3 separate regions of the Homo sapiens genome follow, and all the other regions are linked to region 2. The links are chromatin loops, found by intact Hi-C in ENCODE. Cell type or tissue: GM12878. All regions are shown on one strand. Links, peaks and the distances in the headings refer to the core of each region. The heading gives the core; the rest is flanking DNA. Region 1 overlaps CDC123 (cell division cycle 123). Region 2 overlaps CAMK1D (calcium/calmodulin dependent protein kinase ID). Region 3 overlaps CDC123 (cell division cycle 123).

Region 1 (6,486 bases), core at 616-5,615, 460 kb before region 2:
CTAATTAAATATGAAATAGGAGCTGAAGGCATAATTTATTGATTAGAATGACAGAAAATGTTTTTATGCTGTACATGCCTTTTGAACATTTTTCAAAATACTTGTAACTTTGAAGAAAGTGTGTATATTGTTAGAAGGCTGTAAGGAGAGCAGGTCTCTGCTCTGGTGGTGATTTTACTCAAGAGGGGATGTGAATATTTATATTTTTGTGTGGATTTCTGTGTAGGAGTTTTTGTATGTATGGAAGAAAGAGAAGAAAATACTCAAATACCTGAGGATAATTTGCTCAGGAGTCAAAGTGATAAACTAGTTTAATGAATTAAAGCATGGTTTTCCATGACAATTTTTAATTACATCCTTTGCCAAGACCTCTAGAAAATTACACCTGCTGAGCAGATATCCCAAGGAGCATGTGCTATTTTAACATCCCCTTGGTTTTCTTTGACAGAAGAGAAATCAGCAGGAGGACGACTGATGAGCGTACTGGAACTGGAGAAGAGGAGGCCCCGCCCCACCGCTCCGGGAGCTGCTCATCAGCCGCAACTTCCTGCCGACCCTGATGCGGGTGGGCCGAGCAGTGTGGACATCAGCCACTTTTTATATTCATGTACATTCACCTGGGGAAAAAAACGGAGGGACTTTGCTACTTGTAAAAATAACATAATAAATAGATCTTAAACATAGGAAAACCATACTGTTCTGATAATAAAATGCTTTCTATGAAATACGTTGCTTTTCTACCGAGTCATTATTTTATTTATTTATTTTAATTTTAATTTTTTGAGACAGTCTCGCTGTGTCGCCCATGCTGGAGTGCACTGGTGCGATCTCGGCTCACTGCAACCTCCACCTCCTGGTTCAAGCGATTCTCCTGCCTCAGGCTCCCAAGTAGCTGGGATTACAGGTGCATGCCACCACACCCAGCTGAGTTTTATATTTTTAGTAGAGGTAGGGTCTCACCGTGTTGGCCAGGCTGGTCTGGAACTCCTGATCCTCAAGTGATTTGCCCACCTTGGCCTCCCAAAGTGCTGGGATTATAGGTGTGAGCCACCACGCCCGCCCTGTTTTGTTTAGGGACAGTCTTGTTCTGTTGCCCAGTCTGGGGTGCAGTGGCACAATCACAGCTCACTGCAGCCTCAATCTCCTGGACTCAGGCAGTCCTGCCTCAGCCTCCTGAGTAACTGGGACTACAGGTGCACACCACCACGCCCAGCTGATTTTTGTATTTTTTTGTAGAGATGGGGTTTTGCCATGTGGCGTTTTTAAAAGGCCACCATTTTTAAGTGATGATATCAATTGTGCCTAATTTACCGAGGCTTTATGATGTGCCAGACATTCTACTAAGAGCTCTTTCTGTATTAGTTGACATCACCAAGCAATTTGAAGGATACAGACATCACAATTTCCCAGGGTACCTGCCCGACGTGGTATCCGGTGGTAATCTTCGTCCTCAGTACTTGATCTTTGTATTCAGTACATCAGATGCCCTTTTTTTCTTTTTTTTAAGTAGTAGAGATGGGGTTTCCCTGTGTTGCCCATACTGATCTCAAACTCCTGGCCTTAAGCAATCCTCCTGCGTCAGCCTTCCAAACTGCTAGGATTACAGGTGTGAGCCACTGTGTCTGGCCTCAATTGCCATTTGTGGGGCCAGTTGTTTTTTTGTTTGTTTTTGAGATGGAGTTTTGTTCTTGTTGCCGAGGCTGGAGTGCAATAGTGCCATCTTGGCTCACCGCTACCTCTGTCTCCTGGGTTCAAGCGATTCTCCTGCCTCAGCCTCCTGAGTAGCTGGGATTACAGGCATGTGGCACCATGCCCAGCTAATTTTTTATTTTAAGTAGAGATGAGGTTTCTCCATGTTGATGGGGCTTGTCTTGAACTGCTCACCTCAGGTTATCTGCTTGCCTCGACCTCCCAAAGTGCTGGGATTACAGGTGTGAGCCGCCGCCCCTGGCCTCAACTGTTTAATGTACAGGTACTTCAGAAATACTTTTGTTTTTTTAAACTGCTTACAGGTGCCTATCCACCTATGATGGATTTAGTATCAAGGGTTGATTTTAAGTTTAGCTCTGGAAGCTGGCTTTGTCAAGATGGCATTTTACCAAGCCAAAAAAAAAGTAAATATATTTGATACCAATTGAAAACATTCAGACTAGGCTGGATGTGGTGGCTCATGCCTGTAATCCCAGCACTTTGGGAGCCCGAGACCGGCAGATCATCTAAGATCAGGAATTCAAGACCAGTCTGACCAATATGGTGAAATGCCATCTCTACTAAAAATGCAAAAATTAGCTGGGTGTGGTGGTGGGCGCCTGTAGTCCCAGCTACTTGGGAGGCTGAGGCAGAAGAATGACTTGAACCTGGGAGGCGGAGGTTGCAGTGAGCTGAGATTGCACCACTGCACTCCAGCCTGGGTGACGGAGCGAGCCTCCATCCCCCACAAAAAAGAAAACTATATTCAGACTATATAAAATAAAAAGACCCAAGCAAAATTTGGCAGAGAGTTCATAAACTGTACAATTCTCATTACACTTTTGCGCACATTTTCCTGGGGAAACTGGACTTCAACTCCCAGGTCACTTTCTAAAATGTGATTTTTGTGCATTGTTTACTTAGTGTATTTAATTTTAGTTGATTTTCCTGATGTTAATATCAGGAAATATAGGATACTATGCAGGAAATATTCTCCTAAAGCCCAGTATAATTTATGCCTGCCTAAAAATTACTTCTGTTTTAAGACAGAGTCTCACTCTATCTCCCAGGCTGGAATACAGTGGCACGATCTGAGCTCACTGCAACCTCTGCCTCTTGGGTTCAAGCAATTCTCCTGCCTCAGCCTCCTGAGTAGCTGAGATTACAGGTATGCATCACCACATCCAGCTAATTTTTGTGTTTTTAGTAGAGATGGGGTTTCACTATGTTAGTCAGGCTGATCTCAAACTCCTGGCCTCAAGAGATCCGCCCGCCTCGGCCTCCCAAAGTGCTGGGATTACAGGCGTGAGCCACCGCGCCCAGCTCTTAAGTTTTGAATCGTCCTTTTATTTTACTGGCATTTGTTCTTTCTTTGAGGTACCTCAGGCTTGTGCTTGAATTCAGAAAATGGAAACCTGTGTGCTTCCTCAGCGTGTCCCTGCAGTCCTTCCTTCTGAAGAGAAGACGCTGCTGCAGTTGCCTTTGAAGGGTTGGGGTAAATATGTGCTTTGTCCTGCAGGTGGTGTCATGTCGCATGGGCCTCCTGGAGACAGCACGCTTTGCCAGTTTTGTTTTCAAGAGTCTCATTTGATTTGCATTTTCTGAGTTCGTAAGGTTTTCTCATCTCAACCATTTCTCTTTTTGATGATTGAGGATCGTTAAAAAACAAGCAGAAACCTTATGTGACAGTTTTTTTGACTAAGTTTGTTACCTGCAAAGGGTAAGAAGAGTTTTCTGGAGTCCGTTAAGTGAGATAACTCATAAACCTGTAGCGTAGTGCACTGCACGTCACAGACCACAGACAAATGGTAGCTATTGTCAATCATTCTGCTTGGCAGACTTCTGTACAGTATATGAAAGGCACGTTCTTTTTAACAGAGTCAAGAAAAAAATATATATATATATTTAGTAGAGACGGGGTTTCGCCATGTTGACCATGGCTGGTCTCAAACTCCTGACTTCAGGTGATCCATCCACCTCAGCCTCCCAAAGTGCTGGGATTGCAGGTGTGAGCCACCACGCCCAGTCCCTTCTTTTCTTTTTTGACAGATGACGAAACTGCTCCCCAAAGATGTTGACTTTCCCAAAACCTTCCCTGTAGCAGGATCTAAACATTGTTTTATTCACATGTTGTCCTTGGCTCATGCTAAGGAAAGAATAAATCACGGTAAACTTACCACTCACACACAGTGCAGGTATGTATACACCTTAGAAAGATACAGCTGAGCACGGTGGCTCACGCCTGTAATCCCAGCACTTTGGGAGGCCGAGGCGGGCAGATCACAAGGTCAGGAGATCGAGACCATCCTGGCCAACATGGTGAAACCCTGTCTCTACTAAAATACAAAAAATTAGCCGGGCACGGTGGTGCATTCCTGTAGTCCCAGCTACTCGGGAGGCTGAGGCAGGCGAATTGCTTGAACCCGGGAGGCAGAGGTTGTAGTGAGCTGAGATCACGCCACTGCACTCCAGCCTGGCAGCGGAGTGAGATTCTGTCTCCAAAAAAGAAAAAAAAAGAAAGATGCTTGAGGACTAGGCCGTGCATGGTGGCTCATGCCTGTAATCCCAGCACTTTCGGAGGCCGTGTTAGGTAGATTGCTTGAGGTTAGGAGTTCAAGACCAGCCTGGCCGACATGGTGAAACCCCGTCTCTACCAAAACTACAAAAAATTAGCCAGGTGTGGTGGTGCGCACCTGTAATCCCCACGATTTGGGAGGCTGAGGCAGGAGAATCACTTGAACCTGGGAGGCAGAGGTTGCAGTGAGCCAAGATTGTGCCACTGCACTTCAGCCTGAAACAGCAAGATTCCATCTCAAAAACAAACAAACAAAAAGATTGAGGAACAGAAATCTAAGACATCGTAACAAAAATGTAGTGAAGAAATAGCTAAAAGTTATACGGTTAGGCAAAAAGTCTGGCATGAATGACCTAAAGAGAGAATGCATTCAGGTGCGTCTTTTTTTTTTTTTTAATCAAAGAAAACCAAAATAAAATGATACTGGCAACATAGTAAGACCCTGTCTCTAAAAAAAGTTGTTTTTTTTTTTTAAAGACAAATTAGCCAGACATGCTGGTGCATGCCTGTAGTCCTAACGACATAGGAGGCTGAGGCAGGAGGATCGCTTGAGCCCAGGAGTTCAAGGCTGCAGTGAGCTATGATCTCACCACTGCACCGCCTCCCCTCCCCGCGCAAAAAAAAAAAATAGATAAAAAGGAAAGAAAGGAAGAGTCCTGGCGCGGTGGTTCACACCTATAATCCCAGCACTTTTGGAGGCCAAGGTGGGTGGATCACCTGAGGTCAGGAGTTTGAGACTAGCCTGGCCAACATGGTGAAACTCTGCCTCTACTAAAAACACAAAAAAATTAGCCAGGCATTTTGGCACGTGCCTGTAATCCCAGCTACTCAGGTGGCTGAGGCAGGAGAATTGCTTGAATTTGGGGGGTGGAGGTTGCAGTGAGCCGAGATTGTGCCACTGCACTCCAGCCTGGGCAACAGGCACAGAGCCAGGCTGAAGCCCTAGTGTTCTCCAAACTGTCACCCCAGACTCACAATATGTACTAGATAAATTGCAGGTCGTCTTCTTTTCTTCCTTCCAACTGAGTTCATTCCCCCACCCTCCCTCTGTTTTCTCCTCCTAAGAAGTCATTTTGTTCAGCCACAGTTTATAAGCAGGGCCCACTGTTTAGGTCTGAGGAACAGGACAGGGTTGTACTAAGCACTTAGGCAATGATTCTTATCTGGGAAGGGCTGACAGCTTATTCTTTAATGTCTACAAATTGCTTTGAAGACAAAAAATGCTACAAAAATGTCAAGTAATGTTATTGCTTTTAGGAACATTTGTTTTCCACCTTGTGAAAGGCATATATCTCAGGTCAATGAAAGCTCAAGCTTCCAAAGCCAGACTGAGTTTCTCTCACTTACAAAAGAAGCATAGCCTCCTTTGCATGTATTGGTAATGCTGAGAGCATTGGAGTTCTTAGTTCTTTACAAAAAAAAAAAAAGTCACCAAAGAAAGAGGACACCAGGAGGCCGGGCACGGTGGCTCATGCCTGTAATCCCAGCACTTTGGGAGGCCGAGGCAGGTGGATCATGAGGTCAGGAGATCAAGACCATCCTGGCCAACATGGTGAAACCTCGTCTCTACTAAAAATACAAAAATTAGCTGGGCGTGGTGGCACATGCCTGTAATCCCAGCTACCTGGGACCCTGAGGTAGGAGAATCACTTGAAACAGGGAGTCGGAGGTTGCAGTGAGCCGAGATCGGGCCACTGCACTCCAGCCTGGCGACAGAGTGAAACTCCGTCTAAAAAAAGAAAGAGGACACCAGGAGCTGGACGCAGTGGCTCAAGCCTGTAATCCCAGCACTTTGGGAGGCCGAGGCGGGAGGATCAATTGAGGTCAGGAGTTCGAGACCAGCCTGACCAACATGGCGAAACCCCCGTCTCTACTAAAAATACAAAAATTAGCCAGGCGTGGTACTGGGCACCTGTAATCCCAATTACTCGGGAGGCTGACGCGGGAGAATCATTTGAACTCAGGAGGCACAGGTTGCAGTGAGCCGAGATCATGCCATTTCACTCCAGCCTGGGCAACAGAGCGAGACTCTGTCTCAAAAAAAAAAAAAAAAAAAAAAGCGCCAGGTAGGGACATAGGAAAGAAGGAATGGAGAGGAAGGAATACTCTCAAATACTTTTTTTTTTTTGGAGACTGGGTCATGCTCTATTGCCCAGGCTGGAGTTCAGTGGCATGATGATAGCTCACTGCAGCCTCCAATGGCTGCCCTCAAGCGATCTTCC
Region 2 (6,486 bases), core at 987-5,986:
TCCTATGATAGACTTTGCCTAAGAGTGACCGAGGCAGCATTGTCATTGCCACGGCTAGAGCCCCCATTGTATTTAGTTTAACCTTCGCTCTCTAAAGGTCAGAATACATTTCTACAACACAATACATTTTATTTAGTGCTGCACACACAGTGGTTTTAGTGAGGGCCTTAATAGTCCCCCCAGAGGTTCCACGTATGCACCTCTTGCACTCTGCCACCTGTGCTGTGGGGCTAGTATCCTGCAATGACAGTGCACTCCCAGCTTATGCCTGGGAGACGTTCTTAAAGTCCCAGTGGCGACTGATACGTTTACATGCTGTTTATGAAAGAGATGGAGTTTGGGTGGTGATGGGAGGGAGGGAAGGAGAAGAAGGAAGCGCCGTAACTCCATCTGATGGGCACAGAAGCAGAGGAAGAGTAACGCATATGCTGTGCACTCCCCCTTCCCTTCTTGCCACCCAATCCCTGATCCCAGCTGGATCTCAATATAGAATAATAAAACTGTGATTAAGATCACGTAAACACAATTTATTTTTTCATTAAGCTCCATAATATACTTTTGCACTTGTTTCTATAAAGCTTCAGACGGCCTCAGCAAAAGAGTTGACGCTTTGCCTGTAATATAATTTGCATGTCCCTATCCTCTTTAAAAGTGCCAGTTTCCTTGAATTACAGATATTAACTCCCAAGACAGTATAAGCATCATGGCCTTTTGGACAGGTGGGCTGTTTTCTTCTATTCATTTTGAGGTTGTTAGGGACTCTTTGGTAATAGGATCTTCCTAATCTACGATATTATTGGTTATTAAATATGGATGACTTGTTTGATGTAGTGGGGCTTGTTTTCAATGATCCCATTAGGCCAGGCGTGGTGGCTCATATCTGTAATCCCAGCACTTTGAGAGGCCGAGGCAGGAGGATCACTTGAAGTCAGTGAGCCACCACGCCCGACCCGGAGTTGCATCTCTTAACGGCATCCCAGTTCGAGTCTCAGCCAAGGGAGCAGGCACCCATGCCCTGGGGCCTGAACTGTGGCATGGGAGTGGGGGGCACAGATCTTTTGGCAGAAGGTGGCTACCCAGGTCCAAGCCTCAGACATCTTTCCTCCTTGTCAGACCTTCCTCCTGGGTGAGTCACCTATGTGGGGGGCGGGTGAGAACCTCTTTGTGGAGGCTCTGGGAAAGCCGACTTGGAGCTTGGAGCCTCCACAGTTATATAAATGGAAAATTAGAAAAAAACAAAAAGGCCTTGTGGGCTTGTAAAGATGGAATACATTGTAGCTGAGAAAATTCTTGGCTGAGAAAATGTGAGGAGTGCTAAGGCCGTGGTTGGAGGATTTTTTTTTTTTTCTTGGTAAAGGGAGACAGTGGCTGCAGAAGGCACCAGCTGTCCCCACCTCTTTGCCATTGTTGAAACAAACTCGCAAATGGAAAGGACTTTGCAATGCAGAGTCTAAGGAGGGAAAATGAAAATATGACAGATACAAAGAACTGAATGCATTCTGAAATCTTAGGGGAATAAAAATATCTAGTATTGAGACAGCCCAAAGCTAAGAGTCTGCAAACTCAGAAACAGCAAGAAGCTTTTTCACAAGAAAAGGAAACTTAGTGCTCTAGGTACATAGAGGTGGAGAGGAGGGCCTGTGTGTTTTAATCTGTCACCCGATATCTTGTATAGCTGTAGGATTATGGAGTGATTCAGTTTCCTCTCTGTAGCAACATCCATGAAAATATCTATTTACTTACTGCCTCGGGAAAACATTCAAATTTATGATTTAATCAGCTTCAAAGTATTTCTGCTGAGTTTTGTTACTTTGTTTAACTTTTTTATTATGTGGTAGCTGGTGGATTGTAGGCATATTTAGCAGTTGGGAAATGTCTAAGGAAAGATTACCTTTGATAAAAAGCCAGTAGGAAGGGAATTGAAGGACGCAGAGTCGATGCCTGCAGTTTCTTGTTTTTGTTTCCCCAGCTCTGGAGTCAGACTGCATAGGTTTGCATCCTGACTCTTCAAGTTACCGTGTGACTTTGAGCAAACTTCTTAACTTTTCTGTGCCTCAGTTTCCTCTAAAATGTGATCATAGTTGTATTTACCTCAGAGATTGTCATGAGGATTAAATGAAATACTATATAAATGCTTAGAGCAGTATATCATCTTTCAGAAGAAAATTAAGTGTTACCGTTTGTAACTATCAGCTTCACAGACACTTAACTTCTTCTTTAATTTTCCCACTTAGAACCTAAAGTATATTTCTGTAAATGGGCACAACAGCTGGATCCCGACGTAATGACATTGATTTACGTTGTAAGTAACACACTACTGCCACCAGAGTATTTCTGGACAGTGTCTTGATAACTTTCGGTAATTTGGCTGTACCCTGTCATTCATTCCGTACATGTTTATTGAGCATCTATTATATGCTAGAAATGACATGAGCTATGGAAAATATGAACATGAAAAATAAAGAGCCCACAGATTAGTGACAAAGACAGAGAAGAAACAAATGCCTTCGATACAGTCTTTTGTACGTCAAAGTTTTTAGCCCTCTTGACAGTGGCTTGAGAGACCAGGTGTACAGACTTCTTTCGGGCTCAGGTCCTGCAAGTTGTGGGATGGGGGCCAGGATAATTTGCCACCAGCAAGCTTGGATTCAGCCACCTGCTGCTGCCCAGAATGCGATCCAACCTTTCCCAGTGAAAATGCAACCTTAGGAGTCAGGACCCAGGCAAGAGGGGGAGTGTGTAAAGACCTACACTGTATTCCACTAAGAACAAATAACTAATCACACAGCAGAACCTCTGGTATATAAACAAAGACATCCAGGCTGAACACAACCCCACCGGCGATATGTACCTCCGAGTGTACACCAGGGTATATAAAAAGTTATCCAAATGTCTGTTGCCTTTGACATTTGATCAATCACTATTGGAGTTTTCATCAACTTGTTCAGACTATATACCATGGATCTTTGCTGGGTGGATTAAGGTTTTGAATGTATTGCTTGTGTATTTCATCATGCAGTCAAAATCCACCTCCCACATAAGCCTGTTGTTGGATAGAGCTCCCAGTCATGAAAGTCTGTCCTCTTTTTCTCCCCTTCTATTTCTTGGTATTAATTTCAGCTTAATCAAGTCTTCTGGCCCTGTGATTCCAGGAACAGTTGGGTTCTGGCTAAAAGCAAAAGAGAAAACCGCCTGTTTCAGTCGCATAAGGTGATGTGGCAAGAACTTGTTTCTGAGGAATCCAAGATCTAGCCATTTTCAGCAGTGGTCATAGGGGACTGGAACGGGGGCGCCACCTGCAGGCTAAGGGGGAAAACACAGAGCGAGAAACTGAACCTTGCTTTAGGGGACAGGCATTTAAAGGCAAAGGAAATTCAGTCCCTCTGTGATAGACAGTAATGAACTCAGCAGGCTGTCTTGTAGATAAATATGCATGAGAATGCATCGTTGGAAGAGCTCTCACGTATTCCCTTCATTCCTGCCTTTTGGAGTTTCAGAATGTTTTACATTTTATGTTCATTTATATTTTTCTTTGTCAGAGTATGGAGATCCTAAAATCATCTGCCAGGGTATTTGCTGCTTCTTGGTACTGCTTGCTGCTCTTTTCAGAGAGAGCAGTGCCAGGTAAAATATTCTGCATTCTCATAAGAAGAGGTGAATGTCATTGCGTTCCCTGTTAATATGAGGCAGGGAAGGACGCTCTGGCCCGGAGCCGGAGTCCTCACACCACTTTGGTCTCTGTCCTTTCTAGCAGATCTAAATATCTACTCTGTCTACACCCTGTTTTTACAGAAACACCAGTGCTAGTCTAGAATGAAGGCAACATTGACAGCAGTGATGATCAAACGTTCGTTTTTCAATATGCCATGAAAAATAACTTGGTCCAAAATAAAATTCTGTCCTTATATTTCTATTTAGATGTATACCTCCCATAAAGGTAAAATGTTTTTCTCAGACGTAATTTCAGATTTTCTGTGTGCCCTACCAACAGATCAGGTTTCTCCTAAGTTTTTCAGTGGAAAATGTGATCGGCAAATGTATCAGCTGTTCCTCTGTTAGCTTTGTTGATTGATGCTTTTGAGGGGCAGAGTAGGTTTATTTGCTGATTTGTGCATTTTATCAGGTACAAAGGACATAGCAGATGTGGAAGATGCTTTTAAGAACTTCACCAAGAAGCTTGAGGGCCACCCTAAGGGAAGCTCCGCTCTCCTTCAACTGAAGCTCTCCAGGGACAATAGGAGCTGATGTTTTTGGAAGCGTCACACTGCTGGGGTCAGTGTTGCAGGTTCAGGAATGTCAGGATGCAGCCCTGTGTCTAGAGTACTCACAGCTAGGACAGGCGCACACATAACTATAATACCAAGCCAGCCTGCAGCAGCGCCATGGAGGGGCACACAGGGTGAAGAAGGGTGTCTTAGCTGGAATTGCTACAACAGAACGCTGTAGACTGGGCAGCTTCAATGTGGATGTGTATTTCTCACAGTTCTGGAGGGTGGAAGTTCCAGAGCAAGGTGGTGGCTGATTCACTTCCTGGTGAGGGCTCTCTTCCTGGTTTGCAGACGGCCTCCTTCTCACTGTGTTCTCACATGGTGGACAAAAAGAGGGCTCTGGCGTCTCTTCTTATAGGGACACTAATCGCATCCTGGGGGCCCCATTTGTTTGACATCATCTAACCTGATCGTCTCCCAAAGGCTCCATCTCCTAATACCATCATACTGGGGGTTAGGGTTTCGTGTGTATTTAGGGGTAGGGGAGACTAACATTCAGTCCATAACGGAGGGGAAGATTCAGCTGTAGGATTATCAGGCTCAGAGAATTAGACTCTATTATCTCCCCCGCCTACACACACACCCCTGTACTGATGAGAAAAGTAAAGCAGCGAAGGGGAGGGTACTGAGCTTAGCAGCAGCCAGCTTCATTGTCAGTTCCATACCTGGGAGAGCCTCAGAGCCCACCCTCTGTGAAAGGAGGGAGGCATGAGCATGTAAAAAATATATACTTCTCCATGGAAAAGATGGTTTTGACATTCCCGGAGGCATGGTACCTATTTCAGATCTCCTTAGAGTTTCTGTTAAGTGGGTGCCTCCCTTTTTTTTTTGGGATGGAGTTTTGCTCTTGTTGCCCAAGCTGGAGTGCAATGGCGCCACCTTGGCTCACTGCAACCTCTGCCTTCCAGGTTCAAGCGATTCTCCTGCCTCAGCCTCCTGAGTAGCTGGGATTACAAGCGCACGCCACCAGGCCCGGCTAATTTTTTGTATTTTTAGTAGTAACAGGGTTTCACCAAGTGAGTGCTGCTTTTAAGAAGTCAAATGATAGGCAACTTGTGGACGATGCCTTTAGTTTATCTAAGTCCTGTTTCAGCTTTGAGGTTTCCATGAGTTGCGTTTTACCCTGAGGTTGGTGAAGTGCAGCATTGGGTTAACTTTGCTCCCACGAATTCCAGGGGTGCCCATTGCTAACTGGCTTCTCACAGCAATGACATTTGAGGCCGGAATGGTCTCTCTGTCGGCACGGTACACAGTTGTTCACTGGTGGCTTATTGGTCAGATCAAAAACCAAAAAGAAACAGGGAGGGAATGCGGACTAGGATCCATGTTTGTAGAAATCTGAGCAGGGAGAAAGGAAGAAAGGAGGATTGGGGGACCCCTACATGTCCTCCCTTCAGTTGCAGATGTTTGTTAGGATGTGGTCAGATGTGGGGAAGGGCAGGTGGCCATGGAAGCAGGGCCCCCAACAAGTGGCATTCACCTGGATGGATGCCCCACAGCCCAGCATCTAGACTTCAGCTGGTTTGTCAACACACCAAGTGTGGATGCTTTTGTTGGAACAGAATCCCTCAACAGAGACAGAATGCCAGTATTATTGATTCATAATAAAATGTATAATTATCCAGTGGGCTCATGTTGGCTAAGTAGCATCGTCTTTCCCCTTTAGGGCAAAAATACTTAGAAAGGCAAACTGTAATCAGAAGATCGCTTGGATGGATGGGATCAGAGCAGGAGGAGGGAACGGGGTTATGTTGACAGCTGGTACCATCAGGCTGTGATAGCTGGTCTGGAACCCTCACCTCCACTGTAAGGACATCCCTGCCACAGCCCATGGTCACGGCATGTAGCCAGGACTCTGCTTTCCCAGTGGTCCTGTGGAGGGGCTGCTGACTTGGAAGGTGGTGGGCTTCTCTAAGTCTCTTATCCATGGTCACCCTGCTGACCGACCCCACCGTCACCCCCCACCCCCGTAGGCATAGACATATTATATCTTTAGAATATGAATCCAGACAACCGTCTACCTTCATACATGGCATAGTCCCCAAAACATGCACCCCTGTGCAAAATGGAACAGTACACTTACATGCTCCCAGCCCAGAGAGGTTTAAAAGTATATTTATATTTTTAATTATAATTTTAAAATAAAAAGTATATTTATATATTTATAAATAGGTGCATTAAGGCCAGGTGCGGTGGCTCACGCCTGTAATCCCAGCAC
Region 3 (6,486 bases), core at 540-5,539, 500 kb before region 2:
TGTGTGTGTGTATTTACCAAACTCTGCTCACTAAGAAGTTTTAGAATCAATGACATGTAACATCCTGGTAGCAGTGAGCACGCCTGATGCCTTGATCTTGGTTTCTAAATACCATTCTCCACTAAACAAAATTGAAGCTTCTTGGAGATATTCTGGACTGGGATTGGGAAAGTAAAAATGAGCCTGCAACAACTTGTGCCAGAAACTGTGGAAGTGCTGAAACAATGATGTGACATGACAAAAAGATGCCAGAAGCTAGCTTTGGGCTCTCACTGTCTAAAAATATGAGCATCATAACAAATAGAGTTTGAGTATTCTTAATCCCCAAATTCAAAATTGAAAATGCTCCAAATTCCAAAACTTTTTAAAAAGACTGACTATCACTGTGTTGCCCAGGCTGCACTCAAACTTCTGGGCTCAAGTGATCCTTCTGCTTCAGCTTCCTGAGTAGCAGGTACTGCAGGTGTGTGCCAGCATGCTTAGCTCCCAAAACTTTACGAGCACTAACATGACACCACAAGTGGAAAATTCCACACCTGACCTCATGTGACAGGTACAGCCACAATGCAGGTGCACAACCCAGCTCATTCAGCCTCCCCAAGGGAAAAATGAAATTACCTTCAGGCCGTGTGCATAAGGTGTATATGAAACGTAAATGACTTTTGTGTTTAGATTTGGGTCCCATCCCCATTATGTATATGCAAATATTCTGAAATCCAAAACACTTCTGGTCTTACCCATTTTGGATAAGGGATACTCTATGTGAAGTATAAGAATAGGTTATGACCTATTGACTAAAATAAGAATTGCTGATCCCATAGTGACATACATAAGTGATTAAATAAGTGGGGAAAAAAGGAAGCTTGTCTTTATAGTACTAAAGGCACTAACTAATACATGTAGTAGGAATGATGGAATTAGGAATTACTATTTGGCAACCATTGTAATAATATTTGATTGAATAGATGCTAAAATTAGTGGGTGAATATACAGTGAGAAAGAGGATAGTTCCATCTTTTCTAAGTATCTTCACCCAAATTACTTACTGTTTGCGCAAAGAAAAATAGTAATGTTACAATGCAAAGACCTGGCAGCCAAGTGATCAGTATTAACCTTGTCAGTGATGGGACAGACCTGTCATGTGTGCCTCCTGATACGATGCATGGGAAGGACACCACCTGTCACAGCTGCGCAGCCTGAGTCTGCTTGGGAGGAGACATCCAACAGACTCAACTTTTAGAAATTGTATAGAGTAGTTGCCCTGAACTTTTCAAAAACGTCAAGGTCATAAATGGTAAGAACAACAGAGAGAGGAACTGCCACAGATTGAAGAAGATTAAAGGGACCTGACAACTAGATTTAGTCCATGATTCTGGCTAGACTGGATGCCTGGACCAGAAAAAAAGTTTCAGTTTTTTTTTTTTCTGTAGAAGACGTTACTAGGACACTTGGCAAATTTTGAATAAGATCTGTATTGTGTCAGTGTTAGTTCCGTGATTTTGATAGATAATTTATAGAAAATGGTAAAATCATGACTCATATAAAACTCTTTAATGCGTGTTGAAGATGTTATTTAACTCATGAGGGAACCAGACAGATTGTTAGAACTGGTTCAAAAGAGAATCCAAAGAAAAGATATATTTTTAGATCAGGAATATTGAAATGAGTATGTAAATGAGGCAAAACTGGTTTTGCCTCCCTGCAGTATGGGAGAAAAGACAATTGGACCTCTTCCAGATGAGATAGAAATTGCCTGTCCGTAAGAATTAGTTCATGTCACTATCACTTACCTAGAATTTGCCAAGTTGTAAAGTAGCTCACAGACCTGGCTAAAAACAGATAACCTAGAAGGTTGTGCTGTATGTAAACAGTACATAGTCTTCCACTTAAGACTGTGCATAAACTTTTTATAATTTAAATTTGTTTTAGGATTCTTATGGCAGGTTATCCTAAAGTTGAATAATTTTGAGGATTTGAGGGGACTGATCACATCTTTTAAAAGGCATACATGAAAAGTAATCCTTAGATGTCAAGCTTTATGGGATAGGAAAATTAAATTGCTTTGTCTTTGAAAGTTGAATTCTTTCCCGTTGTAAAGTTTGTGCAACAATGCCGTTCATAGGAAATACTGCCAGTGCCCATCTCACAGAAGTGGGGTTTATGGCTAGAGCGGTAGGGGAGCCAAGTCAGCCGCTTCAGGCAATTATAAGGAAATGCCCTCACATAAATCATAATTGCTTTGGATGGGGAGAGATGAATGGAAAATAAAGGACTCAGTGCTGCTGTTCATTTTGAAAACCTCTCTAAATTACTCTAGTCTCATTTCATGTATCTAAGCTGAAGTCGTCTAGTGGAAGATAGATAGTTATTAACCAGTCTAGAGGTCAGATTTATCTGTAACAGAAAGAAAGGCAGCCTAATTGGACCTTAAGCTCTCGTTTTTATTCCCTAGCCTTTTGCTCAAAGCTGTTTCTTGTTTTGGGGGATATATGACCATGTTTTAAAACTCATTTCTTTGGTCTTTTCTCAGACTCTTGTCACAGTTTTTTCTCTCGCATAGCTGGGTTAGATCTTGGGGATCCACATAACTATTTGATGTCATCTTGGAATGTGTAGTTTAGTTAATTCAAGATGTAGTCTGTCTTTTTTTTTTCCTAGGGAAGAAGTTGATTACTGGATTTTTTCAGAACTTATAGTTGCCCGATAGGGGGCAGCAATCCTCTTTACAGGGTATAAATGAAAATTAATGACTGCGTGGAGAATCTGTTAATGTTTTTGTTTTTTTATGTCTCTTGAGGGCCCTACTTCCCCCTCTCTTACTTACCTTTTTTTCTTTCTTATGTCCATAAGCTCCTGTGATAGTGACCTAGGCTCAAGGCAGGACATAATGACATCAGGCTTAAGTTCCTGTTTAACAGCAGTATTTCTATTCACTTCCGGGTCGAAACAAACACAGAACGTTTTGGTCACTAGCTTATATAAAATATGCATTTTAAAAATCATCCAAACAGGAAAGAACGTTTTACCTTGACTAAGGTTCACATTTTGAGTTTTGCTTGTTTTAAAACTTGTCTGGAAATAGCAGTGTTTAAATACAGTTTGCCACATCATTTATTTTTCATTCTCTCCGTGGCTTTGGGGAATACCATATGGCTAAGACTCTTCCTGCAAGTGGAAGGGCTTCTAGCTCTTCAAGTAGGGATGTTATTTCTGACAACTAGAGTATTGCTACAGGTGATATTCCACCTGTCTATTTTCTCTTGATGAATGCTGGTTTTATGTCGGTGTACAGAGAACCATTCACTCCTTCCTCACATCCTCAGAAGCCTAGTGACTTGTGTCATTTCAGCTTTGCAGGCTTTGATTGTCTGGAAAATGCCATTTAAGCAGCTGATTATTTTATTTCTCTTTTTGGTAAATGTACTTTATCACTGATTTTATTTAGCTGGGTTCAGAAATTCTGATAGTAATTTGTATTCTAAATTCTGTTTTTAACACCCTAAACTATAACCTTGAGATTTTGATCTTGTTTTATATATATACTGTGATGATATTGACGTGCCCAATGATTTCTTCTCTCTCTGTAGGCACCAGAATTTCCTGAGTTTGCCACTAAAGTCCAGGAAGCTATCAATTCCCTCGGGGGCAGTGTCTTTCCTAAGCTTAATTGGAGTGCCCCAAGGGTAGGAACACATAAGTAATTCTCTTACTGTTTGAATATTCTTTGTTTTGCTGTTTATTTCATTTCATATCCCTACAGAGGGTCTAATTATATTCCTAATTCTAGGAAAAATACTGTGGAATTTATTATTAATTTCCCTCTACTGTTTTACTTTCCGGATTTTGCTATACACTTGCCTGGGTCTGTGAAATACTGTATATTCTGCCAAAAGGTAGTTTCCACGTCTTGTGTTGCTGATTGTTTTTGAATTCTGAGGAAATTCATACTCTGCCCTTTTCAAAACTTCAGCTGTTCAGTTTAACAGAGAAATTTTTCTTTGTTGAAAAGTAATAAAAATAAAAAAAGTAATAGTGTCATAGGCTATAGAAATAGAGTGGTTGGAGAAGTCAACTGATCTTTTCTTAAATTGTGTCTTATTATTTTAATACTGCATTGACAAGATTTTTATAAAAGTTAAGGCCTGTGGAAAAATCCGTTAGTTGTTTTAATCCAATAGAAAACAGTTTTGTATTAGCAAAGCTTATTTAAGGAATCAGAGACCTATTTGTAATTTCAAAAGTTATCTCATGCCTTTTTTATTCTAAAATGAATGATAATTTGTACTTAATCTAAGTTTTGTTTTTACTTTTATTATTTTTTCTTTTTTGTTTTTACTTCTAAAAATTAATTATACTCTACATGTACAGAATTTAAAATTTCAAATAGATTTGGAAGCTTGCCATGAAAATCAGCAGGTCTTGACACCTATTTTACTTCACCATTTCCTACTCCCCAGAGGTAGCTGTTTTCAAATATTTTAGTACTTTTCTTCCATGTAGTGTGGATAACTGGATAGTGGTTTGCAACTGTTAGTTTTCTCAAAATTCTGTTATATCCTGTGTCTGATCTGTCTGTGGGAGAGTTGTATTTTTTAAATGACTTAATTATTCTGTAATTTTTAGGCATGTTCCACTGAGCTTTGTGCCTGCTTTGCATTTGCCTTCCCATCTTTTGTTCTTATGTATGAGACATTCACCATTTAAAGTTGTAGTGGTTCAGAATAGCTCACCTCCTTCTCTTTCAGATTTGATAGACGTGGGGTGTAACTGCTCCAGCCGCCAAAGTTCAAGTGTTTGGCTGCCACTCCCCAGAAACGGGAAGAGTGGAAATTGATCTCTCTTTTCTTGGAGAGTAGCTGGTCAGGCTATTTCTTTACTACCTTAATCTTGTAGCCAAAATGTCGATGTTTCTGATACCTCATTTTCTTCTCTTCTATTATCAGTAAGAAAAACACTGGGAAGTACTTAGGCCTGGGCTGAAATGTGAGGACCCTGACATCTCAGTGTTCATAACCAAGTGTCTGAAATGCAGTGGTGACGCTTTTTGTTGTTAAGCATAATTTAACATTTGACAGTACTGCTTAAATTTACTTGACTTTCTTCCTTAAACCCTTGAAGTGATATGCATTATTGATTTTGTTATAGGCCTGAGCATTCATAGCAGCCAACATGGAATATGGACTAAATAGCATGTGCTTCATTCTTTAGGATGCGTATTGGATAGCAATGAATAGTTCTCTGAAATGTAAAACCCTCAGCGACATCTTTCTGCTTTTCAAGAGTTCCGATTTCATCACTCGTGACTTCACTCAGCCGTAAGTATCTCTTATTCTCTCATGTCAATAGTTTCAGTATTTGTGCAAATTTCTCTATAGATGAAATTCCATTACTTATAGTACTATTATAAATCATAGCTCCATATAACAAAGCTATTTCATATTGCCAAAATGACCTGTTAAAGCAAATCTTTCTTTTCCCTTTATAGAAAATGGTGTATAATGAATATCTGAAAATGTTAAGGACTTCCTGCGTCTCTGCCCATTAAACATTTCAGTAATTTTTTTTCTATTATAAAACTGATAAATATTTATCATAGAAAAGCAAAATTAGGGATTACAGCTAAATAAAAACAGGAAATATAAAAGCTCTCATGGCCGGGCGCGGTGGCTCACGCCTGGGATTCCCAGCACTTTGGGAGGCCAAGACAGGTGGATCACCTGAGGTCAGGAGTTCAAGACCAGCCTGGCCAATATAGTGAATCCCCGTCTCTACTAAAAATACAAAAAATTAGCCGGGCGTGGTGGCACGTGCCTATAGTCTCAGCTACTCGGGAGGCTGAGGCAGGAGAATGGCTTGAACCCGGGAGGCGGAGTTTGTAGTGAGCCGAGATTGCGTGCCACTGCACTGTAGCCTGGGCGACAGAGCGAGACTCCATCTCAAAACAAACAAAAACAAAAGCACTCATGATCTTGCCACAATTGGTTATTATATTTCTAGAATTCTATCTATAGATAAATATAATATAAATACATCTATCTCTACCTATATACAGATTTTTTTAATGGGATCCTATAGTTTGTATTTCTTTTTTTTTCTTTTTTTTTTTTTTTTTGAGGCAGGGTCTCACTCTGTCTCCCAGGCTGGAGTGCAGTGGCACGATCTCAGCTCAGTGCAACCTCTGGGTTCAAGCGATTCTCTTGCCTCAGCCTCCCAAGTAGCCGGGACTACAGGCATGCACCACCACACCCGGCTAATTTTTTATATTTTTAGTAGAGGCAGGGTTTCACCATATTGGCCAGGCTGGTCTCGAACTCCTGACCTTGTGATCTGCCTGCCTTGGCCTCCCAACGTGTTAGGCTTACAGGTGTGAGCCACCACGCCAAGCCTGTGGTTTATATTTCTTAGTGGGCTGCTTTTGCACTTACCAGTGTGACATCATTGCGTGTCTAAATTCATTATTTTCCATTCCCTTAGTGCTGCGCCTCT

The links. Hi-C counts contacts between places; a loop is a spot of excess contacts. Peaks named below come from ENCODE experiments on the same cell type or tissue, not always from the same donor. Only the 100,000 strongest peaks of a DNase experiment are listed, where the experiment ranks them.
Region 1: a loop joins it to region 2, with 7 times the contacts of the local background. A loop is called at or near these places in 96 of 110 quality-filtered maps.
Region 3: a loop joins it to region 2, with 8 times the contacts of the local background. A loop is called at or near these places in 35 of 110 quality-filtered maps.

What each region holds. Positions count from the first base shown.
Region 1 is chr10:12,249,863-12,256,348 of GRCh38, forward strand. CDC123 (cell division cycle 123) reads left to right here. Exons shown (of 13, transcript NM_006023.3): 13 at 449-727. The coding sequence ends at 475. Among named protein-coding and RNA genes, the nearest start is that of CDC123, 57 kb to the left of the region's middle. In GM12878, for the core only: a CTCF peak has its summit at 3,210 (motif pointing right); a DNase peak (open chromatin) is centred at 3,247.
Region 2 is chr10:12,707,990-12,714,475 of GRCh38, forward strand. All of the region lies in intron 3 of CAMK1D (calcium/calmodulin dependent protein kinase ID), which reads left to right. Among named protein-coding and RNA genes, the nearest start is that of MIR548Q, 14 kb to the right of the region's middle. In GM12878, for the core only: a CTCF peak has its summit at 3,295 (motif pointing left); a DNase peak (open chromatin) is centred at 3,152; H3K27ac peaks cover 286 bases.
Region 3 is chr10:12,212,153-12,218,638 of GRCh38, forward strand. It overlaps CDC123 (cell division cycle 123), which reads left to right. Exons shown (of 13, transcript NM_006023.3): 5 at 3,588-3,683; 6 at 5,209-5,315. Among named protein-coding and RNA genes, the nearest start is that of CDC123, 19 kb to the left of the region's middle. In GM12878, for the core only: a CTCF peak has its summit at 2,707 (motif pointing right); no DNase peak of the experiment used is centred there.